2 separate regions of the Homo sapiens genome follow, and region 2 is linked to region 1. Evidence: chromatin loops called from intact Hi-C (ENCODE). Cell type or tissue: PC-3. All regions are shown on one strand. Each heading gives the region's core, and the rest is flanking DNA. Links, peaks and the distances in the headings are about the cores only. Region 1 overlaps KCNMA1 (potassium calcium-activated channel subfamily M alpha 1). Region 2 overlaps KCNMA1 (potassium calcium-activated channel subfamily M alpha 1).

Region 1 (15,867 bases), core at 5,280-13,279:
AAGAAAAGAAAAAGTATGATTTCCCTTTTTGGGCCAGGTGTCCTTAGGAGAGTGGGGGTTGGGGGGTTTGAGAGAAAGAGAAATCCAAAAGAAAAGTGCTTCCATAACTAGAATAAAGTTAGATGTGTTCATATTACACATATTACATATATGTGTATATATATGTATGTATGTGTATGTACATACAGTATATAATTGTCTCAAGTGCTCTTCCAAACAGTACTATGAAATAGGTGTCATTTGGGGGCCCATATTACAGATGGGGAAACTGAGGCTTCAGAAGGTTAAATAAATTGCTGAGAGTCACCTAGTGAGTAAATGGTAGAGCTCAGCTTTGATCTCAGGCAATCTACCTCCAAAGTCCATGTTACTTGATATGATACTATGCTGTCTCTCAAGCTACAAGTTAACACATTTTTAATAACTTACCAGCCTCCAAACTACTTTTTTCCCCCATGTTCACCAGTCCCCTCTTCTGAGCTTCTTGACCCATTCTATACAAGTAGCCAAATAAATAAAAACAATCCATGTTTTTACCATTAGTCCATGTTGAAATAGTATCATGCTAGATGTTATGGGCTGCTATGGTCTGAATGTTTGTATCTGCCCCAAATGTATGTGTTGAAATGAAATCCCAATGCCGTCGTGTTGGAGATGGGGCCTCTGGGAGATGATTAGATCATGAGGGTGGAGCCCTCAGGAATGGTATTGGTGCCCTTATGAAAGAAGCCCTTGGGAGGCTGTTTGTCCCTCCCACCATGCAGGGAAACAAGAAAGTGCCATCTATGGAGCAGAGAAAAAACCCTCCCCAGATGCTGAATCTGTTGTCGCCTTGATCTGGGACATTCCGGCCTTTAGAACTGTGAGCAATCAATTGCTGTTGTTTATAAATTACCCAGTCTAAGGTATTTTGTTAGCGCATATAGACTGACATGGGGCTCTACTCTTGGCTTGAGCTTTTTTTTTTTTGTTTTTTTTTGAGAAAGAATTCAATGGCAACATACACCTTATGAATAGCATTGCAACTGAATTGCTCTAGTGTGACAAGAAAAATGAACTCATTATTAAGTTCTGTCCCTATGATTGGGCTCTGAAGAAGGCAGCCCAGCCAAGTGGAATACTAAAAATTTGGATGTATTTCAGGGAGCTCATTGCTGTTCCGGTCGCTGCTATAGCTAAAACTGCTTCTAGAGAAATTACTCCTCTCCAAGAGATTTCCAATTGTGTTCCCTTGATATTGCTTTGTCAGGGACACGCTTTAAATAAGATGCCCTCCGTAAGTAGAGATTCTAAATCCTCATTGATTTGCATGGCTCTGTTATATGCCAAATTGGAAATACCATCCTAAAATGAATGTCTTCAAGGAACGAATTCAGCAGTAGGTTTGCATGGATGCCAAAACCTCTCCAGATGGCTGTACTTCATCTGGGGTATTATTGGAACAGCCTCCTCAGCAACCTAAATCTCTAGGACTGGACGTATATTTACCTTCACATCATCTTCAAAAAATAGATGCCTTGATTCTTTTCCATGAGACCAGGGCCATAATGGATTGACCTGGCTAGCAGATCAGATAGGGAGAAAATGAACACCTGAAACCAGCTCAGGGATTCGACTGCATTATTCAGCTGAACACCTACTGTGTGCAAATCCCTAGGTGCTAGGAGTGACCCAAAGATGGGGAAAACATAGATCTTGCCTCTATAAGATGTTAATAACTTAATTGGAGTGTCCTCTAGAAAGAACAGTAAGTTTATAGGAATTTAGAGGAGGAACAGATGGAGGAAAGTTGGCCATCCCAGCCCAAAGAAGATTTCAGGTATCTAAAATATAAACATGTTTCTCCTAGAGCAGGACTACTCGAGGTGCGGTCTGCAAGCCAGCACATGGCCTGGGAGCTTAATAGAAATAAAAATGTTGGAGTTCAACCCTAAACCTGGAGAATCTCTGAAAGGTAGGGCTGAGGAATCTGTTTTAACAAATTCTCCTGGTGATTCTTCTATGGGCTAAATGATCTTGGCAGTATGTTAGAATCACCCAGGAACTCTGACACGTCCTCCTGGCCAGACTGTATTTCTAACCAAGCATATGAGAATTGGGGATGAACTCAGTCACCAGAATGTTTTCAAGTTCTCTGAATAATTTCACTTGTGCAGCCACTGTTGAGAGGCCTGGCACAGTGGTGGTTCTTAAACCAGAGGAACATACCTGAATACCTGAGAAACTTCAACACACACACACACACACACACACACACACACACACACACACGCACACACACACACGCACACGTACTTTCCGAAATCTATTCTGTGAGGCTCTTTGGGTCGTGGTAAGGACAATTGCTTTGGAACAAGCACACTATGTATTCTAGATAGACCAGTGGTTCTCAAACTTTGAGTGCACCAGAGTCACCTAGAGGTCTGGTTAAATTACAGATTTGGGGTGTTCCATCCCCAGAGTTTCAGATTCAGTACACCTGGGATGGGGCCTGAGGATCTGCATGGCTAACACATTCCCAAGTGATGCTGCTGCTGCTGATCTGGGGGCCACACTTTGAGATCTGCTGGTCCAGCCCACGGTGAGGCTGAACTTGAATTCTAGTTGTAGCTGCTATGCAAGTTTCCAGGATTCTGGTATTAGAGTAAACCTTGCTATTTTGTGCTCCTAAATATCAGTATTCTTATTAATGTAATCCTTTATTTCATATGTTTTTGAGATTAAAATCTGAGTCATTTACATCTTGAGATATACTCATCCTATGATATTCCATATTACAATTTCAACTTGAACAGCAGAACCCTTTTCCCATAGCTCTTGGATCTTCCACTTGTAATCCCCTTCTAAGGTATTCCAAGTCCTTGGTTACTAGTAAGAATGAGCACCTTTGCTTGACTTTATTAGTCACTAGTATTTTGTCTAGAGCCAATTTGGTTGATATCGCTTCCTAAACTCTCTGAAATTAGGATAGGGTCAACTCATTCAGGAAAATAGATACAGGGTGTGTTGGAGATTAGGGAAGGAGAGGGGCGGAGGGAGGTCCCAGGCCAAATTTCTAACTCATCCCTAGAGTCTCACCTCCGATGTTCTCCCAGGGATGGAGCCTCACCTCTGACCTTCTCCCAGGGATGGAGCCTCACCTCTGACCTTCTCCCAGGGATGGAGCCTCACCTCTGACCTTCTCCCAGGGATGGAGCCTCACCTCCGACCTTCTCCCAGGGATGGAGCCTCACCTCCAACCTTCTCCCAGGGATACAGTATCTCAGCCCGCTCCTCGAGGGAAGGGCTCTCTTAGGGTCCAGCCTCTCTCCAATAGCAGGGTGACTTATTTGAACAAATCTTCTTTCCCAGTCATCTCACTTGCAGACACTGAGATGCCCAGGCCTGGGCCCAAGCCTGCTCATGAGAGTAAGAACAGATGATAGGTGGTGAGCAGAGCTCCATTTTTCTTTTTTTTAAATTTATTTTTATTATTATTTTTTAGATTGGGTCTTGCATTGTTGCCCAGGCTGGAGTGCAGTGGCACAATCTTGGCTCACTGCAACCTCCGCCTCCTGGGTTCAAGTGATTCTCCTGCCTCAGCCTCCCAAGTAGCTGGGATTACAGGTGCCCACCACCACGCCCAGCTAATTTTTGTATTTTTAGTAGAGATGGGGTTTCACCATGTTGGACAGGCTGGTCTTGAACACCTGACCTCAAGTGATCTGCCCACCTCGGTCTCCCAAAGTACTGGGATACAGGTGTGAGCCACTGTGCCTGGCCCATTTTTCATAAGACACACTATATCACTCGAAATAAATGCCAAACACTAGTGTGGTGACACTTTGCTCCCATATCACAATCACTAAATTCGACTTACCCCTTTAAGGCCAGGTAGGAATTTAGCAACCCAGCTCATAAAGGGTAAAATTAGCTTATTATTTCCTGAGTGGATTGCAAACCTCACTGGCCAGATTGGGAGCACAGCAGATACTTCCTTTTTGTAAAAACTTGGCTGAGTGTGGTGGCTCACTCCTGTAATCCCAGCACTTTGAGAGCCCAAGGCAAGAGGATCGTTTGAGGCCAGCCTAGGCAACACAGTGAGACCCTGTCTCTACAAAAATTTTTTTAAAAAATTAGCCCGGCATGGTGGCACATACCTGTGGTCCCAGCTACTCAGGAGGCTGAGGTGGGAGGATTGCTTGAGCCTTGGAGGTTGAAGCTACAGTGAGCTGTGGTTGTGCTACTGTACTCCAGCCTGGGCAATACAGTGAAATCCCATCTTAAAAAAAAAATAAAAATAAAAAATTAAATTAAATTAAACAAACAAAAAACTCAGTCTCATGGTCTTCCTTCTTTATATTCTCACCTAGCCTTCTTCTCCAGCCCTGTTTGCATTTTTGTGAATTTCTCCCATTTTCACTCTAGCCAGCCTACTTACCAACCACTCCTACCCAATCTCAGATATGTTCCATCGCCATGGTTTTGGTAGTTTCTTGTCTAGCAGCTGCTTTCTTGTCTTCTCTGCTTACCTGCACTCAACCAGTTATTATCCTGTTACTTGCCTCTTCCAAAACCACTATAGTCTGAGCCACTCTTTTGATCATGGGTGATCTTCTGATGTGGTTGTGTTTTTATAAGTAACATGTACCTGTCCTGACTCATCAACTAGATCAGGAGTTAGCCACTCTGGCCTACTGCCTGTTTTTGTAAATAAAGTTTTCTTGGAACATAGCCATGTTCATTCGTTCACATATTGTTTATGGCAATGACATGAAGAAGATAGGACCCAAAAAAGCCTTAAAAAATTATTATCTTTCTTTTTAGAGAAAGTTTGCTGATCCCTGGTCTAGATTTGCAGCTATGTTATATATTCTTTTATATTCCTCTAAATGTCTGGCACTATGTTTTGCATACAATAGCTACTAATCAATTTTGATGACCTGAACATGAATTTTTCTCTGAAATCCTTATAAATGTAATAGGAATAAAATAAGTTATTTTTGCTCTTGTTATTGTTATTATTATTATAGCTGCTATGTACAGTCCTGCTACATAATGTTTCTGTCAGCAACAATTCCCATATGCAATGGTGGTCCCATAAGCTTATAATATGTATTTTTACTGTATCTTTTATATGTTTAGATGCACAAAACTTACCATTGTGTTACAGTTGCTTGCAGTATTCAGTACAGTAATGCTGTACAAATTTGTAGCTTAGGAGCAATAGGCTATACCATATAGCCTAGGTGTGTAGGAGGCTATACAATCTAGGTTTGTCTAAGTGTACTTTATGATGTTTGCTCAATGACAAAATTGCCTAATGACACATCCCTGTCATTAAGCAATGCATGACTATATTTTGTGGCAGGTATTGGACAAAGCTCTTTACCGGCCTATCTCATTTAATCCTAACACACAGGTAGAGGAACTTGGAACTTGGAGAGGTGACCTGTGTGACCTGTCTTACTTGCTGTATGACTTCAGCAAGTGATACAGCAAGAATTCGAACTCACATCTTTGTGATCTCAGCGCCTGAGCTTTTAATTACTACTATATACCCACGGTTTAGTAGTAACTCATACATGTGATGAGAGACAGAAATGTTTAAAAGCCCTACCAATGAGATAAATCATGTAAAGAAAACTGGCCTATGTTATAAATAGGCTAGGAGCAAGATGAAGCAAGTGACCCTGAAAGCGAGGGCCTCAGCTGGGTGCAGCAGCTCATGCCTGTAATCCCAGCAATTTGGGAAGCTGAGGTGGGAGGATCGCTTGAGTCCTGGAGTTTGAGACCAGCCTGGGCAACATGGTGAGACCCCATCTCTACAAAAAATACAAAAATTAGCCAGACATGATGCTGCATGTTTGAAGTTCCTGCTATTTGGGGGCTGAGGTGGAAGGATTGCTCGAGGAAGTCGAGGCTGCAGTGAGACAAGATCATGCCATTGCACTCCAGCCTGGGGACAGAGTCAGCCCCTGTCTCAAAATTAAAAAAAAAAAAGAAAGAAAGAAAAAGAAAATGAGCGTGCCTTTCAATTTTGTTCCCTGGATGCATCACTGTCTTACCCTAGTCTCTGCCCTGGTTAAGAAACTTCATAAATATTGCCGGTTTCATTATTATCATCATCTTTATTATTATCATCATTCACTCAACAAACCTTAAAACAAGTGTAATGTGCCAGCTGTTGTCCTAGGCTTGGAGTTTAAACTAAGATATTTTAGCCCTACTATAGGAAAGATGAATCTATAAACCCCAGATTGCAAACACAAATGCTTACAGGGACAAGAAGATAACAAATGGGTGAAGCAGGCCAGGTGGAGGCTGTCTCTAGCAGGAGAGTGAATGTCTCTCTTCAAAGGAAGGCTGTTCCATGAAAAAGAATGAAACCCTGTCATTTGTGGCACCGTGGATGGAACTGGAGGTCGTTGTGTTAAGTGAAATAATCCAAGCACAGAAAGACAAATATTGCGTGTTCTCATTCACATGTGGGAGCTAAAAAAAAGGGGATCTCATGAAGATAGAGAGTAGATTGGTAGTTATCTGAGGCAGGGAAGGGTAGGAAGGAGGGGAGGATGAAGAGAGGTTGATTAATGGGAATAAATATACACTTAGATAGAAGAAATAAGACTTGGTGTTTGATAGATCAGTAGGGTGACCAGTTAACATTAGGGTGACAAGTTAACATGAATCAATTGTACATTTCAAAATAGCTACAAAAGAATAATTTCAATGTTCCTAGCATGTAGAAAAGATAAATATTTTAAGGTGATGGATGTCCCAGTTACCCTAGTTTGACAATATGGATGTATCAAATTATCACATAGACACTGAAAATACATCCATCTACTATGTATTAATTTTAAAAAGAGGCTATTGATCAACCTTTGGCAAGGTCTTGCTGTATTGACAGCTTCTCAATGTCCACTAGCAGTTACCTCCTTCTCCCCTTCATCTTTCCTACATTAAGGCAAAAATACAGTATTCAGTTAAAACTCCTCCTCCCCTCCTTCTTTTCTTCTTCCTCTTCATCCTCTTCCTCCTTCTCCTCTCCCTCTCCCTCCTTCTCCTTTTCTTTTCCCTCCTCCATGTCCTTCCCCTCCTCTTCCTCTCTTTCTTCTTCCTTCCCTTCCTCTTCCTCTGAATCAATCATTTTTGGCCATAGCGACTTGCCCTTTGCAAACTAGTATGTGTTGCAGTATTATGATTTCTCTGCTTGAGACAGGAACCTCTGGTGTTTTGGAGGAAATTTCATCTTGGGCTGCTCCCCTTCTTACCACATCTGTTGCCCAGTATCCACCACAAAGCCTGTAACTTAGCATCTGCCTATAACACCAAACAGGTTGCATCAGATAAACAAAAATTCTTACTGTGGTAGGTGAATATTTTAGCAAACGTAAAATACTATAACTCGAATTTACAAACTGGGTCAGAAGTGCTTTCTCATGTTTTGGTGTCTGGAGCAACGTGCACATGGTCAGAGGACTTCTTATTTCAATTTTCTTGTTTGTTTATATTTATTTTATGAAATAAATAGCCTCCCTTCCATTAGTACAAGTACTTCTGGTTTGTTAGAGACGAAGGGCCCCAGCTCCACTGGGAACAAAGGGGACCTATAGGAAACACAAGTGTCGCCAGCTTTTCCATGCACTGACCTGCCCTAATGTGTATCCTCCTCCCATAGCCCGCAGAGACTCCCCAACCTCACTTTAGCTCAACTGCATTTTCCCCAGACTGTTCTGAAAAATGTGTTGTGACGTGCTGCCACCTAGTGAAGGAAAGTAGGAATGGACATTATAGTGGCTGTCGCCCTCAGAATCCTCTTTGAAGCCTGGTTTAGTTAACCTCTGCCGAAATAAGGTCCTACGTTTTTAACTTTCAGAAAATAACTCTTATAAGACTCCCAAAGGGTCCAAAGACTATTTAGTGAAGACTGAAGAAGACAAATGTCAAGTGAATAGCTAAGAGTTTGAAAAGTAGGTATACGTGTTCGGGCTAAGTATAAATGGAAAACAACTCCCCGCAGAAAACCATTCTAATTGGACTTGCAGGGCAGGTTAAGAGGAGGAAGTCAGCCCGACTCCAGAGTACAGACATTACCTGTTTTCACTAAAATAAAGGACTGTCTTCAATTGTTTGCATTATCATTTTATCTCCGTAGAATATTTTCCTTCGGTCTTTTGACTGAATTGGTTTTGAATTTAAAAGAAATATTGAAATGATCTGTCACTTTACTTTTTGCCTATCAAGCTGTCAGCTTCAAAAAATGAACAAATGTATGGATTCTGAATAGATATGTTTCTCAGACCTAAAAAGAAAGAAAATGTGTTAATAAACTTGCGTCTAGTCATCATATGTGTACTTCAATGTGTCAGAACTGATTTATGAACCAGAAGTACTGTGTTTAAGTGAGGACTTCTCTGCATTCATATTTTAAGTATTATTATTTCATTCTTTCCTCTTGGGGGGCAAGTTAGTATAATATTACCATTGACTACCGTTGGGTGGGTCCCAAAGGTCATTTCTGTGGAGGATAATAGAGCTTTTCATATGAGACACTTTCAGCTGCCTAGCAGAGGCAGCACACTATGACAAGTGGCCAAAAAAAAGTAGTGAATATTTTTATCGTGAGTTTTCATGGCATGAATCAACTCATTCTTCAGAAGTCTGTATTTTTTTCTTTCTATTATGGCATGTCTGTCATTTCCTTTGACTCTCTGGCTGGTCTTCATCTCAGCAAAGTGGAAAAAACATATTTTAGATGGGAAAAAATGGGAAGAAACTGAAAGAGGGAAAATATCCCTAATACAAGGAGAAACACAACTCTAGATTCCCTATTGCCATATGGAACATTTAGGATTTCCCAGGAGGAAACACGTTCAACCAGTTGCTTCTGTTACCTCCGGACTAAGAGGGATCCTGATAGTAGCTGTGGCTGGTGAAGGAACACCTCTATTATCTGGCTCTGGGTGCTGCAGAACCAGGCAGTTAACAGGACAAGAAAACCAAATGATCCATGGGTGCAAATGTGCTTTTGCCAAAGCCACTTCCCTGGGGTCTAGATAGCGAAGAGAAATGGTGGCTTCTAGAGGAGGAAGAGCTAGGAAGTAATCCTGGAGTCCAGTTGTCTTTTCTTAAAGATCATGTTTCAGGATTCCAAAAAAAAAAAAGAAAGATCAATGGCATGTAGGAGGGTGGGGGACAAAGAGGGTGAATTATGAGTTTGTGTCTGTGTTTTAAAATAGCCACCTGCCTTGAAACTGCCATTTAGAAATGTGCATGGAAGGAGAATCTTCCTGATTCTTAGCTCTAATTTATGGCCAATTTATGAAGTCAAGGTCATCTCTCTTCCTGCTGGTGTGTGTTCAACCTGGCCTCCCTTTATGCCAAAGACCTTGAGCAGACCTTGGCTAAAACCCCCAGGTATACTCCCATTCACTGTCAGCAGTGATCCGTGGAATGGATTGGGGCTGGCCGCCTTGCCTTGGGCAGAGTTCATGTGTCACTCAGGAAGATGCATCAGGCTGCTGAGTCAGAGGGAGTCTGCCTTATGTCCACAGAGAGGAGTGAATCAGAAAGCCAGATGAGTCCAGCTCTCAGGACATGACAAATTGCAGAATGCCGAGCTGGGAGGCTTGAGTACATCATATCCTTCTTATTCTACTGATGAGAAAACTGGGGCCTGGGGATGCCCAGGAATTTGCTTACATTTCTTCTCCTAATGAATTAATTCTTTCATTTGTTCAACAGTGATGCCCTGAGTGTCTCCCGTGTGTCAGGCTTTGTTCTAGGTGCTGGGGTTAGAAAGAGGAAGAGTGTCACATGAGGAGAAGACACATGTCACAGGTCATTCTAAAAGGGAAACCCAACTGAGAATGAAGAGTGTCTCAGGGCAGAAAAAGGAAGGAGCAAAGACATCCACCTTGGCACTAGACAATTTGGGTCCTGATTTGACAGTCTTTAGTAATTAGCATAACCATCAGTACATCATGGAAGCTTACCCCATGTACCATTTCTTAGCTCTCCTCACTGTTGTGATTGCAAAGGTGCTTGGAAGGTTACTTGATGAGCCTCTTTCTGCTGCTCCAGACCCAGACTGTGAGTTCCATCAAGGCAGGGATCTTTCTCAGCTCTCTGTTTTATCCCCAGAATGGGACAGAGCACTGCACGCATGGGAGATACTCAGTAAATAGCCACTGAGTGAACAATGGAATGAATGACAAATGATAAGGGTTCCCAAGTTCCATTCTATAGAATAAGGGTCAGCAAAATTCTTCCATAAAGGGCCTGATAGTCAATGTTTTTGGCTTCAGGGGCTGTATGATCTCCACCACCACCATTCAACTCTGCCTCTGTGGCATGAAAGCAGCCATAGGCAATAGGTAAAAGAGTGGACATAGCTGTGTCCCAATAAAATTGTATTCGGGACACTGAAATTTGAATTTCATACAATTTTCATATTCCATAAAATATTCTAATTTTTTTAGCTGTTTTAAAATGTAGGGGGAAAACATTTTTAGCTGGTGTCCTGTGCAAGAACTGGTGGTGGCCAGATTTGTCTCACAGGCTGTAGTTTACCAACCCCTGCTATAGGAGGAAGATTAATAGGGTAAAGATTTTATGAGGTTTTTAATTGATTCATTTATCCATATGTTTGAGCATTTACTTACTCTATGTCAGGCTCTGTAGCAGACACTGGACATACAAACAGAAATATTAGTCACCAATATCAAGATGAAATCATTATCCTTGATGGGTCAGATCTTCCGAGGATGAGTCACGACCGTGTAGGAAATATGAACCCCGCAGTCTGTTTAATTGATGTATGCTATGCACTCTAAAATTAATTGGAGATTTCTAGATAAAACTTTCCAAATGTCACAAGTATCCTTCCAGCATTTCATATTTACAGACTGGAAAATCAATGGAGATGGAATCATTCTCCCACTGTCTCTAAGTTAATTTGCCTGTCTAATGCTTTAACACTTTCTGCTAGTTCTGTCTCATTCTTTACCCATTGGAGAGTACCAGTGGGTTTTCAGATAACTTCCTTAAAGACCAGAAAGAAAGATTTAAAAAAAATTCCAGCTCCTTCCTTTTGGCTCGGGTCTTCCAGGTCTTTATCTTGATGAAAACTGGAGGCAAAGATGTTATCTCTGGATTGTAGTCAGAGAACAACAAAAACCCCCATCTTTTCTTTCCCAGGAAAATATTAATCAAAATAGAAATAAGGTGAGATTAGAACCTTAGAAGGTTTTGCATAATACTTTTCTTGTTTGACTGTTTCTGGCCTGTCTTAATCCAATAATCTATTAAACTCTAGCTAGTACTTTCTTTCTTCATCCCCAGCAAATTTGCAATCCTCCAGAATCCTTTTGGGAATTCCAAGGCAAACGGCCTTAAACAAGAACATAATTGTCTGAGAGATTTTGTTTGCTTATCGGAACTGTTTGGTCCACAGCATTATCTGCATGGGGGCATAATTCCCTTAGCTGCAGTCAGTTTTACAGGTCTTTGCTCATAGGATTACAGTTCTTTTACATAAAAGGATGCTTGGAATGGGGGCCACCAAGAGTGCCAATATTTAGTATCTTTAACTGAGCTCAAAGTAATAACTACTTAACTAGAATCAGTGTGCTTCTTGATATCTAGGAAAAAAAGGCAAAGGAAGGAAAGAACAGGATTTGGGGATGTAATTTGAGATTAATAAATGATTCACTCAATAGATACATATGGATCATAGCACTCTGCTTGTTGTGCATGGTATACTGTGAAATGTAAGACACAATTTCAGCCTAGAGTAGCTTAATCTAGTTATAGATATGGGAATTCCAAATACCTTTTCTACAACAAGAGTTCAAAGTCTTTCATAAGTCAATATAACAAAAGATGAATAAATAGTTAAATAATACTACAGAAGAGTAAACATGAGAAGACATGCATTTAAATGTATGCAGAGCACTTATTGCTTTGGATAGAATTCACATGTTATCCATGCGTTGACTACAAGATACATGCACATCTCTAAACACACTCATAACTGAATTCAGCTTAATAGGATAGTAATTGAATGATGGAACCTAGTGTGCCTGACTTTTCTCAGATGAAATATCTGGCTGGTGCAATGCAGTAACTACTATTAAAACTCCATCAGGCATGGTGGCTCACACCTGTAATCTCAGCAGCTTGGGAGGCCAGGGCAGGAAGATTGCTTGAGCCCAGGGGTTGAAGACCAGCTTGGGCAACATAGTGAGACCCCATCCCTACAAAAAAAAAAAGTAGTTGGGCGTGGTGGCTTATGCCTGTAGTCCTAACTACTTGGGAAGCTGAGGCAGGAGGATCGCTTGAGGCAAAGAGGTTGAGGCTGCTCAGAGCCATAATCATGCCGCTGTACCCCAGCCTGGGTGACAAACACAGAGACCCTGTCTCTTAAACAAAACTCACTAGGATATACCAGTGAGTCCATATGAAGAATCCTACCCATCCTTCTCACCTTGGCCTGAATGAATGAGTACAAGTGTCAGTAAAACAGCTGTTATTTATTTCCTTATCCCACATCTGTCCTTGAAGGCTGTCATGTGGTCAAGGACCATGGAGCCGACAGACAATGTTTCTATCAACAGGCAGTTCAAACCAAGCCTGTGGCTGACCATATTGAGTGGATGAAAGAGCCTTGGAGGGACTGGGCCTTTTAGAAAAATAGGCTCGTAAGTCAAGAGCATGGTGTCAGCTGTCTGTGTGTATTTCATGGTGAGAGTGAAAGCAGATCTAAATTATGAGTTGTTGAGTCACCTGCATGAATCAATTCAATTCTTAATTTGAAAGGAAGCTCAGTGCCAAGGGAACATAACATATGGAAGGAGTGGCCTCAATGACTAACAAAACCAGGGCCTATTAGGGTTGCCTGAGTTTACTTAGGTGCATTTATAAGACATGACATTTCCACAGCTGTTCAACTATGTGAAAACCTTTTGTAAGCATTACTGTATTTGATAAACTCTGTGAGATGGATGTTATTGTTATCTCTGAATTGGCAGATATGGGCAAGGATGTTCCAAGAGGTCTGCAGTGTCACACAAGTAGTAAATAGCATAGCCTGGGCTAGACTTAGAGGTCTTTTAACCAGTCACATTCCCCCTCAGCAGTGAGAACTATGGTCTGCCCCTGCTCCCTCAGTGCACGCCAATTAGTTAGGCCTGTATTCAGATGGGATGAGTTATGTTCTGATTAGGAACCACATGTAGTATATGCTATAAGTTAAAAGTAGGCAGATGTGCCTGTAGCCATAGGGACTTGCTGGGGGAGCTGGACTTGAGTTGAGTCTTAAAACATGGAAAAGCCTTAACTAAGTGGAGTGGAGGGCCAAGAGCATTCCAGACAAGAGAAAAAGGTGAGCAGGGGGAGGAATTTGCATCCTTCTTTGGGGAGCCAGGAAGTGGACTGGTGTGAATATTTCAGAGTGATCATATAGGGAGGCAGCTGAGGGATCCTCAGTGCGTGGTTATAGTAACTGGAGTGGATTTACTCTGGGGCAGGACTTACTCCGTTGACACCCTTGGAGAAGAGCAGGGGAACAGGAGGAGAGCCTTCCCAGTTACCCTGTTAGGGACCTTCTCTTTGACCGTGTCCTGCAGATGCACAGTAGTTGGGATTCATCCACCTCCATCCACTTATTTCTTTTTAGCTCATTTTGTTTCATTCAACAGACATTCCCATTACCACATTCTAGGCACTGTGTCAAGTCTTACTGAAGTTACTAAAAGGAACCCTCAATGAATGTTTTGTGAATTTAGACATGAATGAATGAACAAAAGAAAAGGGACAAGGGCTGGTGAGCTCATTCATGGGGGAGAAGGAAGTAAGTAAAGAATTCCAGTGTGTTGCATTGAATATGGCAGGAGAGTGCTGGGGGAACAGGCAGAAAAGAGACAGCCTGACGTGTCCCAGGGAAGACTTTCCAAAAGGAGGTGGTGTTCTGGCTGGTTCCTGGAGTCTGAAGTAGAAATTTGTTAGCTACAGGAGGGGGGAATAGGCAGGTCAAACTGAGGGCAAGTGTTTGCAAATGAACAAAGGCCTGAAAATTAGGGGAAAAGCAAGGATGTAGGTGTAACTTAAGTTGAAGTGGAGAAGAAGGTAAGGACAGAAGACCAGGGAAAACATTTCCACCTGAGACTGAACAGAACCACCTGGTCCAAGGTCACTTCGTTATGTCTTTAGGCAAGCCCTGGGCCAAAATGGTGTGGCTCTGGGAACTTTGCTCACTCAAAGCCCTACATAAGCCCATCTTTCCCATAAGAAGGCTGAGGGAACATCTATCTAAGATAGATGCTAGTAATTTAACAAAAAAATAAAAGGCAACGATACTATAGGGAAGAAAAGAAAGAAAGGAGCGGATGATGTTACTTGGCTATTGTTTTCCTAAAACAAAAGCAAGAAATGAAGCATCTTTTAAGAGCTGGCCTAGAATGCCATTCTGGGGGCTTAGGAAAAAAATCAAAATGTATTAGAGCTCTCTCAGACATTGGATGGTTTATGGCAGCATCTAAAATTGCTGGTAAAATTATGACCTTGTAATTCACAGCCGTGTCATATATTCTCTAGCACACAGTGTAATTTATGTACCAAGCCAGTTGCTTCAAAAAAGAATGGGGAAAAAACTCACACAACACAAAGTTTATAAAATGTGGTTATTTTTAATGGATAATGTCTTTAGCCTAAACCTGTGTTGTTAGGAGGAAGGGTGTGCCGTTGCTCAAGGTTATTACCACAGTTCTTGCAGCATGGGGTGAGAGTATGAGGATTACTTATTACACTTACGCATTGGCTGGCCAGGCTACCATATCCACAACTACACAGTCCTCCCTTCCTCCCTCCCTCAAAGAGAGCTATCACCTTGAACTCCTTCTTCCCTTGAAATAAAACCTGGGCAACTACCGAAGCTTGACCTTGACTCATGCCTTAAACCTGAGCACAAAACTTAACCTCTGCTGGGAAACCTTCCTCCCTATGAAACAAAGGGGTCTCAAGACAACTTCTTAGCAAGCCAAAAATGAGATTTCCACTCAGCTTCTCAAGTTAGCCTGGCTTTGACCCCAGTTATGGAGCTAGAGAGGGGAGAGGAGCTGGGAGCAAACTAGGAATCATGGAGGGGGGGACTATGGGGAATATCAGATTCACACAACTCTCACTTCCATGAAAAGGGGGAAGGGGAGAGAGAGGAGACTCCCATGGCCGAGTGATCAGGTCCAGAGACCTCCTTGTGGTCCAGGCTGCACCTGCACCAGTCTGCTTGACCTTGAGCAACAAGCTATAGTCTCTGAATCCTATCACCCTCACCTATAATAAGGAGATGAGCTCTTGCCTTCACTACCTAAAGGAGTTACTGTGAGGATCAAAGGGTCTATTATAGCTTTTAATCTTGAGCCAATGACTAGGTCATTATTTTTCTCTTGCTCTGCCTGTATCATTTTCTCCTCATGGCATACAGCTCTTTTGCCTCAAAGAAGATTCTTGAGGATGATGACCTGCCTCAAACTTCCTTCTCCCTAAAAGTGTTTTCTTTTGTTCAGTTTCATTTCTGTCTTTCCACTTATTCCTGATTATTTTCCCTGAGCCTCTTAGAGATCTGATCACCTCATTGTATAGGAGCTATTTACACTCCTTCTTTGATATGACCACATGCTTCTCTGGATCTGATTCTTAATTCTTTGCTACTTCCCTCCCTGCCCCCAACCCATGGGGGCACCAGAAGCTGTGGGAAAGGAGGCAGCCCATCGCTAAGGAGGAGGAGGACCTTGTCAGGGTGTTGGTGGCGCAGGTGACCAGAGGACAGAGCTCACTGCTGTGATCCTGGAGAGGGTGCCAGGACGCTGTTCCCATTAAAGGCAG
Region 2 (15,867 bases), core at 3,602-11,601, 78 kb before region 1:
CAGACTAGAACTGCAATGTTGCAGCCAGTTCTGCCCTGATTCCTGCAGGTGCCAACCCTGAGGAAATAATTTGTTCCAACTATACTATTGCAAATCATGAAGTTGATGGCATCTGGGAAACAAGCTGGAGTCTAACTCATTTTCTGTTGTGGCGTGAACTTGGCAACTCTGGTGACAATGGCCTTGAGCTTGTTGCCTTTATTGTCCACTGTGTGAGTGTTTTGAACTTTAAACTCTATCCCTGGCATGGTTGGCTACTAGACTTTGATACTAGGAAACCTGCTTGGTGTGCCTGTTGGCTCAGACTCTGGTGTGCCTGAATTCTGAGCTTAGTGCTCCTTTCCTGTGGCTTGGGATGGTGGTAATTTCATGCACAGCTAAACTCAGAATTTCTCAGAGCCATCTGGTCACCGGCCAAGGATTTTGTGCATTTGGGTGGAGAGGCCAAAATGTCAGTCAGGGAAAACAAAGCAAATATCTCCTTTAATAACCTGTCTCTGGGAATCAGCCAAGTTTAAGCCTATCAGAGGTCCTTCAGCCCACCCCACATGCGAGGCTGGGCTGCCCTCACCCATCTCAGATGGAGAGTCCTTTAAACGCTGTCAGGAGACAAGATTCCACATGCTCCCTCCATCAGCTCTCCCGAGCCAAGAAAGAGAAGAGCTTGTTTAAGTTTGGAAGACTCCCATTGGCATGTCATTGAAGGTAAGCCCCCTTTTAAATATTTACTGTTAATGATTCTGGATCCTATTTGTATTGAACTGAAGATCCTCTAAAGCCCCTGGTCTTATTTCTCCAATCTCTCTCCAGGGGTGTTCTTACATGTCGTGGGGTGCAGACCCTGCCAACTTCCATGCTGAGACTCAGGAAAGAGGTTTGGGCTTGAAGCTTGTATGTCCCAGAGAAAGAAAACCCTAATGTGGAGGTGAGTGTGTTGATGGGTTAGAAGTCCAGATGCCTCAGCCAGCACCTTCCTTCCCTTTTCGTTTTTTTATTTTTTTTATTTTTTTAACCTTTTGTCCCTCTGTATTTCTCAGAAATAAAATGCTCTTTAGATGGATTTGGATTGTGTCTTTTTTTACAGTCTACTATGAGGCAGTCTTTTGTTCTGTAGATCCTGGTGTTCTCTGTTTCCGTGTGAGAAGATGAAAAGGAATGAAATTCCCCAATGCACCCTCTTCCCCTAATGTCCTACACCATCTCAATGTCCTTTGGCTTTAATTGTGATCCTTCTAGGCCTTGGCGAAGATGGCACTGGGAGTCCTCTCTGATTCTGGTTTCTTTTATGAACTTGCAAATAGTCTATCCCAAGGATGGAACTTCAGTCCTGTCCTCACCTTTTCCTGGCAAAAATGCCCATAAGGTTAGAAACAAGGCTATTCCCATTCTGCCTGAGGACTGTCGTAGCCTCATCCCAGCTTTAGCCTTTCTTCTCTGTTGCTAAACTGTGTGATTTGGCATAGCAAGGCTTTGTTTATAAGAAGACCTTCTGGTTATTTATATAGAAACTTTTCATTTTCATGACTTCATTTTGTTCTGAGAGCATATCCGAAGATTCTGTCCGGTGGCAGGCCCAATCAGTGGATTCAGCACAAGGGAGTTTTCCATCTTCCTTGGGAAAGACGGCAAGCAAGCTCAGTTTTAGTTTGGGAGAGAATTAGTGTAGAATCTCTAAAGCCATCTCTATGGTAAGTCCATAGATTTCCAGGAATAAAACACAGTGAAACCTATTAAAAAATTATAATCGAGCTTAGTGAATGAGAAAAAAAAATGAAGTTCTATCCACATATAAGATGCAAATGGAAAGAAAGTGAGAAAGTAGAATGTACATTCTTAAAATCCATGTCTTTCATTCAAAACTGTTACCAGTTTTACACATTCATGGTTTGGCTGGCCATCTGGGTATTTTGGAAAGACAGCTTTAAACTTCTCGTGGAAGTTATACTAAATCATCACCCTGGAAAAAAAGCACCCAGAATTCTCCAGATGAATTGTAGCTAGTATTTACACCCTTCAAATAAATGAATCAGGGGACAGTCTATAGGCTTTCCCACAAGTGAATCTAAACCAACAGACATGCGTGAAATGGCTTGTCTCAGTGAATTTTAGCCAGAGCTGCCCCTCCCCTCCAGAATGCTGAGGACTATCCTGTAGCACAAGTTTGAGATTCCAGGCTCTCTGCACCCAGCCCTTTGAAAAGTGCAAGGAATGCCGATTAATGTATAAAACAGGCTCCCTAGGTCTGCTGGACCAGCTATGTCTCGAGGCAGGCCAGCTCCAGTTGTGCAAGTGGACAAGCAGGCTAGGTAGTTATTTTACTTCTGTCCATTAGCAATACAGCTCAGAGAAAGGTCATCATTGGTGGTTTATGATCTTTTTAACCTTTTAAAGCTCTTTTTACTATCCAGAGGTGATGGATAAGTCACTTCCAAAGACAGCTGCACACCTTTCATTTTTGGCCATTAGGCAAAGACAGATCCCAGCATAGGGCGTTTTCTTTGGGTCTGATCTTAATGAACCTAGGGTGGTTGTGAGGGAAGACTCATTTGTGTAGCTGCAAGTGATTACTATCTGGCTAAGACAGATTGTCCTCAGAGCTCCTGGAATTGAAAACCAAAGATAATTACGTTAAACCTTACTAAAATTATGCTTTATCATCCCAGCAGTAGACTCTCTAGAAACACCCAAGCAGAGGAAGATGCCTCTGGACTGAGTCTTTGGTCAGACATCATGTTAGTGCCTTAACAAGCACAGACAAGCATTGAGCCCTCCACACACCATCTCCCCAAAGATCTCCAATTAGCCACACGAGGTGGATTGTGTACAAAAAGCTCCCTTTCTTTTGCATTCTTTTTAAAAGGACTCCTGCCCAATTTATGTCACACGTCACTTTAGTTCCTAATTCTGATGTCTCCCGACACCAACGCCAACCCTGTCCTCCCACATATTCTGATCCTTGTGAAGCAAAGATTTTTTAGAAATTGTACAACCAAGTCAAGAGTGCCTGCAGACGCCCTGTGGGTGCTAATGTCACCATTGCTGCTTCCATCCTTGTCTATTTCCTCCCTTTGACACAAGAACAGCAATTCTTATCTAACAGATAAGGAAAAAAAACAAAGACCCACCAGTGTCAGCATGAGAGCGAGATTCATGGATTGCATAATGCAGCAGTCCCTGTAGCTTTCAGAATTTCAAGAGAAAGTTGGAAGAGACAGAGGCCCAGAGCTCTGGGTATTTGCATTTTCACCAGGGGCATTCTGGGAAAGGATGACTCACATGTGTGAAGATATTTATTCCTTTGATTCATGTTTAAACGCTGCTACTTCTTATGCTACGGTTACGCGGATTATGAATATTTAATGTGGCGTATACTGAAAATGAAGGTCAAGTCCTGCTCACTGGTGACTTCAATGCAGGCTCTTGTCTCTGAAAGGGAAGCTACCTGCTGTTTGCAGAGTAAAGCTGAAAGGTTATACGTTGTTAAATGTTTCCTTAATGACTTTATCTGCTCCAAAATGGCTGGCACACAATGGGGGCACTTGCTGATTTTGCCAGTCTTTGCTCTTGGCTTCTGGTATCAGCACTGCTGTTTTGGGGATATGGACGTTAGGAAGGAGCAGGAAATGGCAGCACAAATTTTGTAGAGCATCTCATCCAAGGGCACAATTGCCAAGGCAACAGTGGGGTTACGATTGGAAAATGGCCTCTCCCCAGTCTTTTAAAATGTTACTTTTGCATCCACTCACCCATTTATTCATTTTGTATTCATTTATTAGTTTGTAACATCTTCAAATGTGATAATGCTGAATATTTTCCAGGCAGTAAAATTGCTTATGGTTAAGGAAAACTATCTTTAAGATTGCGATAGAAATTGACCAGATTGTTTTCATAGTCTCTGAAAATAAAACTGGCACCATTGATGTATTGGGGATGTCCAGAGCTTTAGCAGAACTGGTTTAGTTGCCCAGTAGTTTCTCCCTCCCCTGTCTTCACATAGCCTGGTCTCTCATCCCTTGGCCTAGAAATTCTGTTTCAAAAGGGAAGAGAGGGCAAGTCGTTGGAGGGAACTAACATTCACTGATTATGTACTGTCTGTGAGCTACAGAGCTAGGCACTTTACCAAAAATAGCACATGCAACCTCATTGAATTCCCCTAACAACTTCTTAGGATAGGTATTACTATTCCCACTTACAGATGAGGAGGCTGAAGCTGCAGGCATAGCCCAAGCTATGTAGCTAGTAAGCAGTAGAGCCAGGATTAGATTCCAGCATGGCTCATTCTAAAGCCATCTCTCTTCTAAGTGTCAAGAAGTAAATTTCCAGATTGTGTAAGTAACTGATGGGGTTTAATGAGATGTTGCAAGAATGGGAAGTTGCATCACCTCATCCTGCCAATGCACTGGTCTTGTTTTCTCTTTTGTTCTCCCTTTCTCCATTTCTCACCCTGAGAACCAAGTGTGCAGTTGTGGGTACGTAGGAGGCTCCTATCACAGGCCTTCCATGTAAGACACTGCCCTGGGTCAGGTGCTGTCTGATGTCTGTTTGGGCCTTGATTCAGTTCTTCCTAATAATGGCTTGATGAGACCAGCTTCTCTGTTATCTCAGTGGAGTGGCAGCATTTTGCAATGAGATAGGATCAAATGAACAAAAAACAAGGAGAGCTGATTGTTCCTCATTAGCTTCCACCACCTAGGGGTGTCTTTCCAAGTAGAAAGACTCTTTGGCCTTCCTATCCTTACCTAATCTGTCCTTGTGATTTGGCATACTGAAATAGATATGAGAAATGCTGTTTCCCCATGAGATACATTCTTTTATCTCTTTTAGAGAGTTACAGAATTAGTTGATTTGTTATAGTTTTGCATTATGTTATGCAATGTTTATATGCCCAGAGAGTTGGTATTATCAAACTAATGGACTTCAGGAAAATTTGGCCCCAAAGAATGGAGCCACATAGGATGGAGGTCTTTGAAATGTCATAAAGTATCTGGCTTCCTTCTCCAGCCTTGTTCAAACTGACTAGGCACAGGTGTAGACCCACTGCCTCTCCTGTGCTCAGCCCCAAGACAGGCACCTGGGAGAGCTGTGAGGACAGCACAGATCCCATCCCATTCATGACAGCGCATTTTAAACTGTAAAGGACTGTGTATACCAGCTTTCACTATCCCCTTTAGTGTACCCCATCCTGCAGCATGATGAGATGGGCAGCCTGTGACATGGAAAAGGAAGCTCACCAGCCTACTCTGTAACCAGTTCCTTTATGAAATACAGCCTTTCTAGGTAGTGTTCTGGAAAATTAGCTCCAGCTGTCTGCCTTCATGCCCTTTTTTGAGAAGTCACGGCATGCATTTAACCTTTGTTGAAGAAGTCAACACAAATCACTGTGTGCAAAGCACCTCCCTGTTTTTTTTTTTCCTTTTAAAATACTCCCCCCAGTTTTCTCCATCCCTCACTGACATTTTTATTGCCAGGCTTTGGTTTGGAAAATTATGGGTAGGGAAAGTTCAAGGGCAGGATGTTCAGAACGGCACTGCACATCTGTGAAGGGAACACAACAGGAGAGCCAGCAGCTGTTGAAAGAATGGAATGTCAGATGGTAGAGGAGCCGAGCCCACTCAGGGATGGTGGAAGAGAAGATGCCTTCAGGGCAAAGAGGCTGTAAATAACTCCAATGGGAAGTCTTGTCTCCCTTCAGAATGTACCCTTTAATAGCAACACTTGGTGCTCTGATATGAGAGTAACTCTAACTCAGCCTTCCTAGCTCATCTGACCTTCCATATTGCCATTTGTTCAGGAATCGAGTGAAAGCCTGGTAGAGAAGACAGGTGGAGAGTATGCCAAGGAACAGAGTCAACTTCTTTATATGTCCTTGTCTCCATATAGGTAGATTTTGGGGACAGGATCTGTTCTTTGGTTGTCAAACAGATTGGTTTCATTTACGTCAAAGTTCAGAGCATTAGCACCCTTCCTCCTTCTCCCTTCCACATTGGTGAGGAAATCTTGTCTTCCTTGCTTATTTGTCATTGCACAAGTGGTACCTAGGCATCGTAGGCAATGGCATCTAGAAGCATTAAGGGAACTGCTTATCTTTGGCTTTCATTGGGGAAATCAGGGACTATGCTAGGAAAGGACAGGAGGACTGAGCTGAACCTTTCAGGTCTGCCACAAAAGACAACTGTAGAATATAGTATTAGAGTCAAAGAGGCATTGGATCCCAACTGGTGCCACTGTTCTCTGAGCCTCAGCATCCTTTCCTGAGGAATGAGGATGAGGGACCTCCTCAAGGTCATCCGACCAGCCAGGGGCAGAGCTGGAGCTGGAAGATAGAACTTTTCTCTCCCAGTCCTTTTCTACTTGATCTCCTGGGTTCTTTCTACTAAATACAGAAATGAACAAAGACATGATAACCTACTCATTGAATAGCAAAGTATATATTGTCTTTTTATGCCAATTCTGGACTTCTAGGCCCTTATCATGGGGGAAACTTTAGGGCCATGGGAAAGAACAAAGATAATCCCAGGTGGAAAAGATCAAATCCAGCCAGGTGGCTGCGTGGGATTAGTTTATTTCATCCTCACTGGTGAGAGGCCTTGAATTCCTTGATTTTATGACCCTCCTACTAATCTCTCTCTCTCCCTCCCCACTGTCTCCCTCTCTTTTTTGTACTGTTTCAGCATGGAGTTGGGGATGGGTAAGAGTTAAGAGTTCAGCTCCACTGTGGAAGGGTAACACAGGGCTGAACGCATTGAAGAGCTGAACACATTGTTTTGGCCTGTTTGGAATTTGTTATGCATAACTTTTGAGGACATTTTGCCCAATTGCTCACTTGTTTCCCCTGTGGAAACACTATCTGATAACTATGTCTATACATCCCTATCTACTTTGCCTTCCAAAATTAGGATGAATTATTTCTTCCCTTCTCGCCACTCTCCAAAACTTAAAAAGAATGCTTTGGACAACCTGGCACTCTCTCAGCCCTCTCTTATTCTTTTTAAAAGAATAATTGTTTCAGGGCAAATGAAGAAATGCATTCCCTTTCAGACCCACTAGCCCACTAGTTACTTCTGTCCTCTACAACAAGCCTGAGTTTATACCGCAAGAGGGCTGCATCTCCTCCCTGTCACATGGCACTGGGCCTTTCCCTATAGTCACAGGCTGACATGCATTCAGAGACTGCTGAGAGATCAGGATAGGAGCCAGCTGGAGCGAAATGTTATAGCTCAGAACAGTTTAATCCAAACACAAGGGCAGTGCTTGTGCCTAACACAACTGTGGTAGGGGTGTGGTGTGGTGTGTGGAGTGGTGGCAGCTTTTACAGCTTTATCATGGGGTTCATGGGCTGGAGGAGATGTGAACTCTTCCTTGTCTTTTACCCCTTGTCTTTTGACCTGACAGCCTGACACATGTAGCTTTGGGGAGACCCTGGTTGGTGATGAGTCATTTGTGGCTTAAAAATAGAACTCTCAAAGCAACAATGCCCTTGGGACTTTTTGATGCATATGTCTTTGTTCATAGAATTTGGGAGAAAAGAGAGAGAGGGAGAGAAAGACTCTGTGTGTGTGTGTGTGTGTGTGTGTGTGTGTGTGTGTGTGTAGGAAACAATTATGTCCTGCCTAAAAATTAAGTGGAGAAGAAGAGCATGGGGGAATTGGCCACCAGGCTCATCACAGTAGCAGAGATGAGGCTGAGAGCTGTCTGTGTACCTGTGGCCTTAAAGGTACCAATCAGATAATAGCTCTCCACTGAGTACAAACTGTGTATAAGGCATTTTGCTAGGTACTGGGGAATTTTGAGTACTTATGTATAATGCTAGATCTTTTCCATTAAGACATTTAAATTATACATATTTTTACAAGGGGCAGGAAGTCCAGCCATATATAAAGGAAAAATAAGATAACAAAACAAGAACAAGTAAGGCATCGCTAAGCAATATATCAATGACTAATATGAGCATTGCACACAGTAAGTGCTGAAGGTTGAGGAGTTGAAAAGATAGCTGGATGCTATAACATGTTTTGGCTGTAGGGGAGATTTTGAGTTGAATAGACAGAAAACTCAGTCTGCCCTCAACTCTAGGAGTCCACAAGAGAAGACTCTCATTATGGCCTGTACTCGGGCTTTGTGATTTTCAGTATACGCTAAAGTCAAGCAAAACCTTGCCTTGAAATCAGCTACTGAGATTAGGGATTGAGAATGCTTCAGGGACGGCATAAAATAATCAGAGAAGCGGACTCTATCCAGTGGCAGTAATACCTGTTGTCCAATGATAGATGATTAAAACTTTTGGAAATTTTTATTTGGAAATTTCCAGAAGCATCTGAATGGCATCCACTCCATCTTTTTGAAACTGAGGTCAGTGTGCGACGTGCTTTGCAGGGGTCTTGTTACGAACTTGCCACATACAGAGCATCACAGGGGCATGATGGGGAGGAGAGTCTGCAGTAAAATGAGCTTGTGCTGCTCGCAAACAGGCCACAGTGTGGGCATGGTTGTTGGCCTGAAGACCAGCATTTGCCTCCAGCTCCGTGCTGTGATTTCCATGGACTCTAGGTACGTTGGCTTTGTTGAGCCAATTCTTCCATAAGAATATTAAATATTATATTTTGCGGCTGCATTGGTATAAGAATGAATATAATCCAGGCTGGATTTATTATTGTTGTTATTATTACTATTATTTTTAGAGACACGGTCTCACTCTGTCACCCAGGCTGAAGTGTACTGACATGATCATAGCTCACTGTAACCTTGACCTCTTTGGCTCAAGTGATCCTTCAGTCTCAGTCTCCTGAGTAGTTGGGATTACAGGAATGCACCACCATGGCTGGCAAATTTTTTTTTTTTCTTTGAGACAGGGTCTCACTCTGTTTCCCAGACTGGAGTGCAGTGGTGCAATCATGGCTCACAACAACCTCTGCCTCCAGGGCTCAAGTAATCTTCCTGCCTTAGCTTTCCGAGTAGCTGGGACTACAGCTGGGCACCATCATGCCCAGCTAATTAAAAAAAATTATTGTAGAGATGGGGGGGTCTCACTGTGTTGCCCAGACTGGTTTTAAGCTCCTGTGCTCTAGCAGTCCTCCCACCTCAGCTTCCCAAAGTGTTGGCATTGCAGGCGTGAGCCACTGTGCCCAGCCTGGATTCGTTGTTATTATTCGTCATTTATTATTATATTTATTTTCTTCTGATTTTAAAGAAGTTAAAATTTAGACTTTTTTGTGTCCCATAAGTACAGTGGCCTCAGGCACTGTGCCTGCACTGCCTGCTGGAGAAATTGACTTTATTTCTCCCTTTCCAACAGCCCCATCCTTCTGGAAATTTTCACAGATAAGAAAACATGCTCAGAGACAGATGCCTTATACTAAACCCCTTCAATGTGGTCTAATTGTTTCAAATGAGAAAATTAAAATAAGCATTTTATTTTAAGCCCTGTCTGATAACTTGGCTTTGGGAAATAGGAACTTCAGCAACCCAGCATTCAAAACAATGGATACAACAAAAATTTTAAGACAACTTAATAGTCTTGCTTTTCTCCCGAGTTTTGGAAAAACATGTGCCTTTTCCATTCTTTTATCTGACAATGAGTCTTACTGGTTTAAGAGATCTGTTCGCTGAGAGTGCAACAGTACAAAATAACATTTTTTTCATCTGATGTTTGCAAATTCATCTGGACAGGGAAGGGCAGACATTGGAAATGAGTGAGGCGGATCTGGTGAGGACTGCAATGAGAGCTGAAGCCTCACCTGAAGTGGCTTCCCAGGTCCAGCTGATTGTTCCTATGCAGAAATGCAGGCTCTAGTGGCCAGATCTTCCTGTGTTTCAAAGAGGAGACAGAATACTGCATTTTATGTTGAATCTCCAATTTTAAAATATTGGCCTCAAATCCAAAACTCTTAAAGTACTTGCAGGCCAAGCAAAACACCTCTGCAGGCCAGATTTGGGCCTCCTGTTTTCAGCCTCTATTCTAAACTGTCTCTCTTTCTGGTCTTGAATTGGCTGTGCTCCCTGAGTGCCAGGAAACGTTCTTAACCCTTGCTCCTCCATCTGCCAAAAAGGACCCCTTCTCTCTCTAAGATGGGAAGCCTTTGGTCTCAGGGTGCCCCGGGTCGTTTGCCATCTAACACATTTTCAAACACTGCTTAAATTTCCATTTTTCTCGAGGCAAATACTGTATGCCACACCAATAAATCATCTACAGCTTACTGTAAGCCCCAGAGCTACATATCACTAACTCTACATCATCTCTGAAAATAACGTTGTTAGAAGCTCATAAACATACACTCTGTTTGTTTAAGAACTGCAAGAGCTTTTAAAACATGGTTGCTAAGTCACAGGGCATATTTTCCAGGACATAAATGGAAGTGAACATATGCCCCTTAAATTGTCAGATTCTTTTTTTATAAGAAGAGAGGCCCAAATCTGTCTGTTCTGCCAGGATATTAACTTGACCAAAGAAGAGTTGATTATACTAAGTGTGTAAGTGTTAGTAATTATTGGAAACTATCCTCTGACTTACTTAGCTAAATGGGCACATTGTATGAAACTTGATTTAGTTTCTAGCATATGTAGGTATAAGGTACAGGTTGACATGGATAAATCCTGGCTTTAGTTTTCATGAACCCTAAAGTTCACAATTTGCTGAACTTTGTATTTAATATTTACTGATGAAATTCTTACGGTGTCGTCCCTTCCAAAACAAAATCGGAGGCATACTTAGACTTTTCCCCTGAGACATGGTCCCAAGTCTAGGCTACAACTTCATCACTGACCCTTTTTCATGGAAATTTGGCAGTTAGTGATAGGTAGCGTCTGAGCTTATAGCTCAGATATTTTCAAAGTAGGAAGTAGATGGCCCTATTAATATCAACTGCCATTTCAGTAGAGCTGCCTCATCAGTCTCTTTTCCCCGTGGAAGACACTCACACCACCTTTTACCTATCAGGACACTCTCAGGAAGAAATAGTAGGTAGGGCTCCAGGACCTCTGATGGTGGAATCTACTAGAATGCAGTTGTCCTTAACAAGGATACCTATCTCATGTTGCTCATCACACCCATGCAGAGACCTGCCACCTTGTAATTTGAGAGCTGGAATTTCCATACACCCGCTACCCTCACTCCATGCCAGAAAATGCAGAAAATGAACCCATGGCCCAGTTTGAGATACAATTGATCTTGAGGCCCCAGAGAGAACTGCAGGGACAGTGTGCAGAGAAGGTGAAAATAACGTGGATGCTATTAGATGACTGTACCTAGCATGTGCTTTTCCTCTAGCAGTGGGAGGAAGTGGCACAGGAGTGCATTAAGGAGTTTGCCCTCTTCATAATAGCATGAGTAGAAATAATAAGGCAAGGCCTTTAAAGAACAGCATTAATAATTGAAAGGTGCTCCAGGCAGCCATGTGGTCTTCCAGTGCCTTTGAGTACAATCTGTTATCAGGTACGAGGTGAGGCTGAGGAGTAGACAAGGAGGGTGCATTTGGCGGCTGTGTCTGTGTGCATGCATGTGCTTATGCTTGGAGGAAGTATGAATAAGATTTGGCAGCTACAGCAAGTAAAATTATAGAAGGCAATGTATGTATATTACCATGTAGACTGGTGGTGGTTCTTTTGTGGGTCAAACACCCATTTGGGAATTGGATGAAAGCTGCAAAAATTTTGCCTGCCAGGTACCCTATAGTTGGTCAATGAAACCCAAACTAAGGATTTCTATTCTCTTAAGATGGATTCATCTGCTCATTCACTCCTGTTTCTTCTGCCATGAAGATCAGGTGACTGCCAGAGGGCCATCTTCAAACCCGAAGGTTAAGCAGAGGTTGACTGGGAACTTTTCCCTGCATGACATACAAAACATGTCTAAGTGAAAGTCTCTGCTGTGTTTTCCCTTCTTGATCAAGTGTCCCTTAACCTGCAATGCATTCAAAATCTCAACAATGACAGGTGATGCTAAGGAAACTCTGGGAGGGAGGCCCTGGGCTTCCTACCTCTTCCTCCAATAACAGACAACACTAAAAGGGGTAGGTAAGACAAGATGCATCTATTAGGCCAAGCCTAAGAGCTCTTTGATTTGCTTCTCTTGTGTATTGTGGGTTAGCACTTGTTTGTAGAGGACAAATTCCTCTTTAGGCAATGATTCCAGGATGCAAACAATCTCCAGCCAAAATCATTCCACCCGAGACCCACTGCTGTTGCACCAGGAACTAGGGACCACTGGGTACCCAAACAGATGCAAAAGCTGCCACTTCTGTACAAGGCCGTATTTCTCACCCTCCATTGGAGAGGAAGAGGTGAGTGTAGAGAGTCGCCAGGGATCTCTATGGGCTCATCCAATCAGTCTTCAGACCAGTTTGACAGAAAACAGAAGAGGAGCTTCAGCACAAGGAGGCCTCATCTCATCTGAATTCCCAGCTTCCTTCAGATTTCTTCCTGACCTCACCTGCCTCCAAGCCAGCCGACTGTGACAGTTTAATTGGTGCAGGGAAGGCGAGGCAGTGGGGAGGCAGGCAGGGGTGCCTGGCATTCTGGAAGGAGACTCTCCTGAGATGAGTGAGGGGAACCGCAACAGACAGGCCTGAGAGCGCTGCCTTCGGGTAGAAGGTCACAGAGCTTTGCTTGAAAAGAATGCTGGCTGAAGAGGAAACATTGCCAACTCCCTCCTCTTTGAGCCCACTGGGCCAGAATTGTATATTCATATTTGTCATCTGTGCCCTTTCCACTCTGGGGCAAAAAGGTCTGCTGGGCAGCTCTGGCGGGGAATGAAAATGGGTGGGAATGTAGCTGGGCAGGGTGGCTCACATGAGGTAAGAGGATCACTTGAGCCCAGGAGTTCAAGACCAGCCTGGGCAATGTAGTGAGGCCCTGGAAAATGTTTTAAAGATTAGCTGGTCATGGTGGTATGTGCCTATAGTCTCAGCTACTCAAGAGCCTGAGGTGGGAGCATGGCTTCAGCACAGGAGTTTGAGGCAGAAGTGAGCCCTGGTTGCACCACTGTGTTCCAGCCTGAGGGACAGAGTGAGACCCTGTCTTTAAAAAAACAATTTTGCAAAAAGAAAGTGGGGAGGAAGGAGCCTAGTGGTGAACACCAGGGTTTGGAATCAGACCAGACCTTCTTGGCTTACTTGGCTCTACTACTTTGTAGCTGTCCTGGGCAAGCCAGTTAACCTTTCCAAGCTATGAAGTCTTTCCTTTGTCACATGGGGTGAAAGTGGTGATGAGAGATGTCATAGTGGATAATACCTACCTGATAGTAGTGTGTGGAAACAATTAGACACTGCATGGAAAGGCTCTTAGTACAGTGCCCAGCTTGAACATGACCAAAAAAAGTATTAGATATTATTGGTATTGTTCTTTTTGAGGTCTGTTTTGAAACTTTTAATCAGGTCTTGAGAGAGATGAGATATAAACACAGTGAAGTTAAGAAACAAAATAAGATGTATTGTAAGGCAGTAAAGAGATCGGTTATCAGAATAATGGACGAGACCTGTGCTTCTGAAAACTGCAATCTCAACTCATTCATGGTTTGTGAAAGGAAAAACAAGCATTTAAAAAAGATGACACAGCTGGGCATGGTGGCTTTTACCTATAATCCCAGCTACTCAGGAGGCTGAGTCAAGAGTATGGCTTGAGGCCAAGAGTTTGAGATCAGCCTGGGAAACAGAGTGGGACCTTGTCTCTAAAAGTACATACATAAATAAATAAAACATGAGATTGATCAGCCCAAGATGGAAATATAGCTAGAGAAGTTCAATTTGATTTTATGAAACTTTTGTTTCCATTACATATATAGATCTATGTACTGTATAAATGTATATATACTGTATAAACGTATGTATACTGTATAAATGTACTGATTTGTGACGTAAACTCTGTTTCTTACTGTGGAATTTGCTAAAAAGCGTTTAAGAAACACTAGCTTTTAGTGTAGAAGCCAGCATACTTGCTGGTTGCAGTAATCCAGGGAACTTTAAGGAAGGATGGCAGGCTAGAGTTGGGTCCCAAGGCATGGGTAGAATTTGGATGCTGCAGAAGAGGGGCATGGGGTGAGCAGTCCCCAAGACCATCCTCCCTCTGACATCAACTGCAGGTTTGGCACGTTCCCCAAGTCACCTTCAGGTTCGATAATGCATAGGACTGCAGAGCTCACTGAAGGCTATTATACTCACGGTTACAATTTATTACAGGGAAAAGATACAGATTAAAATCAACCAAAGGACAAAGTACATAGGCCAGAGTCTGGGAAAGATCCAAATATGGTGCTTTCATTATCTCCTCCATGTGGAGTCATGGATCGTGTTACCTCCCAGCATCAATGTGTGACTACACGCAAGGAGTACTGTCAATCGAGAAAGTTCGCCCGGGCCTCGGAGTTCAAAGTTTTTACTGGGACTGGATCATGTAAACTTGAATGACTGCCCTCATGGCCAGCCTCAGTCCCCTGCTCCCCTGGAGGTGGATGGATACCATGTAACCCAAAGCCTCCATCATAAATGACATTGTTAGACTTTCTGGCATGGTCAGCCCCTACCCAAAATAACACTGTTACTATCTGGCCAGCCCAAGACCCCTGGAAAAGACACTTTTATCAGGCATGACACTCCAAGGGCTTAGACATTGCCTCCCAGAAGCTCAGGACAAGGCCAGGCCTCTCTTTGGGCAAAGTTAATGTCTTTACAAAAATAGTCAGTGAAGGGACTTTGTTGGCTGGAGGAGAGGCCTCTCTTGAGGAAGGCTGGAAGTGGGTCCTTTGATCACTTGCATGAATAGCAGAGGAGAGGAAAATGCTACTCCATGAAGTGGATGCTTCCAGATTCTACTAATGTCAACAAAATCCCTGTTGAAAACGAAGCGATTTATTCCTTCCCTTGGCTCCTCTGCATACCCGGGCTGAATAACCTGTTAGCCAGTAAGGGGAAAATGAGGCACAGGAAAGAGGAAAGGGGTCAGCCTGGATGTATGCTTGCCATGTGGGTGAGTGACCTTGGGCATAATGGACCTTTGGTTAGATCTCATTTGCTGCCACCTCCGGGTGACCAGGACTTTTCCTGTGCCTTGTTTCTTTGCAGACCTGATGAATGGTCCTCTGTGTGCCCGTGACAACTTTAGTAAGGAGAATATCTGTCTCCCTGCTCCAATTTAACTTCCTTTCTGTAAAACTTGATGAGGTCAAAGCCAGAAAGCACTGAAACTTCAAGCTGGGGATCAAAAGCATGTCATCCAGCCATGCTGCCCCCTTGCAACCTGGCAAATGAGACAACCTCCAGCCAGGGACAGTTTATAATTGTGCAATCAAATTAACTTGGATTTCAGCCTAATGAAGTCCTTAATGCCCTGAATGAGGCCAAGCCCTAATATTTAGAGAAGCAGACTGGACCCCAGGAAAGAAAAGAACAGGCTTCAGTTAATGCCTGCTAGTATTAATTATGCTTCTTCCAAAATTCATCTTCTCGTAGGAGGCAACCTGATAGCACCCAGTTCTGCTAAGGGGTTTTCCTGCTGTGGCTCATAAGGAGAACAGTGGAAAGAACATTTTATTGGAAATCTCTGCTGAACTCTGCGTTCTGGGCCACATTTCTTAACTTCACAGGATCTTAGCTTTCTCAGTTGAACAGGAAGAAAATTCCTCCTCTCTTAGAAGTGTTTTATTGTAGTTAAAAATCAATACTCTGAAGGCAGGTAGGCTTGGTTGCAAATCCCAACTCTGTCATTTGTTAGCTATGTGAACTTGAGTGAGAAATTAACCTCTCTGAGGCTTAGTTCCCTTAACTGTAAGTATGGTTAATGATATTCTTGGTTGTTAGTATGGAGAATAGTGAATGAGATACTGTGCATCAAGCACTTAATACAGCACATAGGACATGCTGGCATTTATTAAATCTAATG

What was found. Peaks named below come from ENCODE experiments on the same cell type or tissue, not always from the same donor. Only the 100,000 strongest peaks of a DNase experiment are listed, where the experiment ranks them.
Region 2: it touches region 1 in a loop (3-fold over the local background); 24 of 110 quality-filtered maps call a loop at or near these places.

The regions. Positions count from the first base shown.
Region 1 is chr10:77,157,805-77,173,671 of GRCh38, reverse strand. All of the region lies in intron 5 of KCNMA1 (potassium calcium-activated channel subfamily M alpha 1), which reads left to right. Among named protein-coding and RNA genes, the nearest start is that of KCNMA1-AS2, 25 kb to the right of the region's middle. RefSeq lists enhancers at 9,427-9,721, 9,056-10,255. In PC-3, for the core only: no CTCF peak of the experiment used is centred there; DNase peaks (open chromatin) are centred at 5,321, 7,731, 9,531, 12,811 and 3 weaker places; H3K4me3 peaks cover 2,884 bases; H3K27ac peaks cover 1,294 bases.
Region 2 is chr10:77,234,623-77,250,489 of GRCh38, reverse strand. The region is part of intron 3 of KCNMA1 (potassium calcium-activated channel subfamily M alpha 1); the gene reads left to right. Among named protein-coding and RNA genes, the nearest start is that of KCNMA1-AS2, 100 kb to the right of the region's middle. In PC-3, for the core only: a CTCF peak has its summit at 7,074 (motif pointing right); DNase peaks (open chromatin) are centred at 7,149, 7,439 and 10,249; H3K27ac peaks cover 2,893 bases.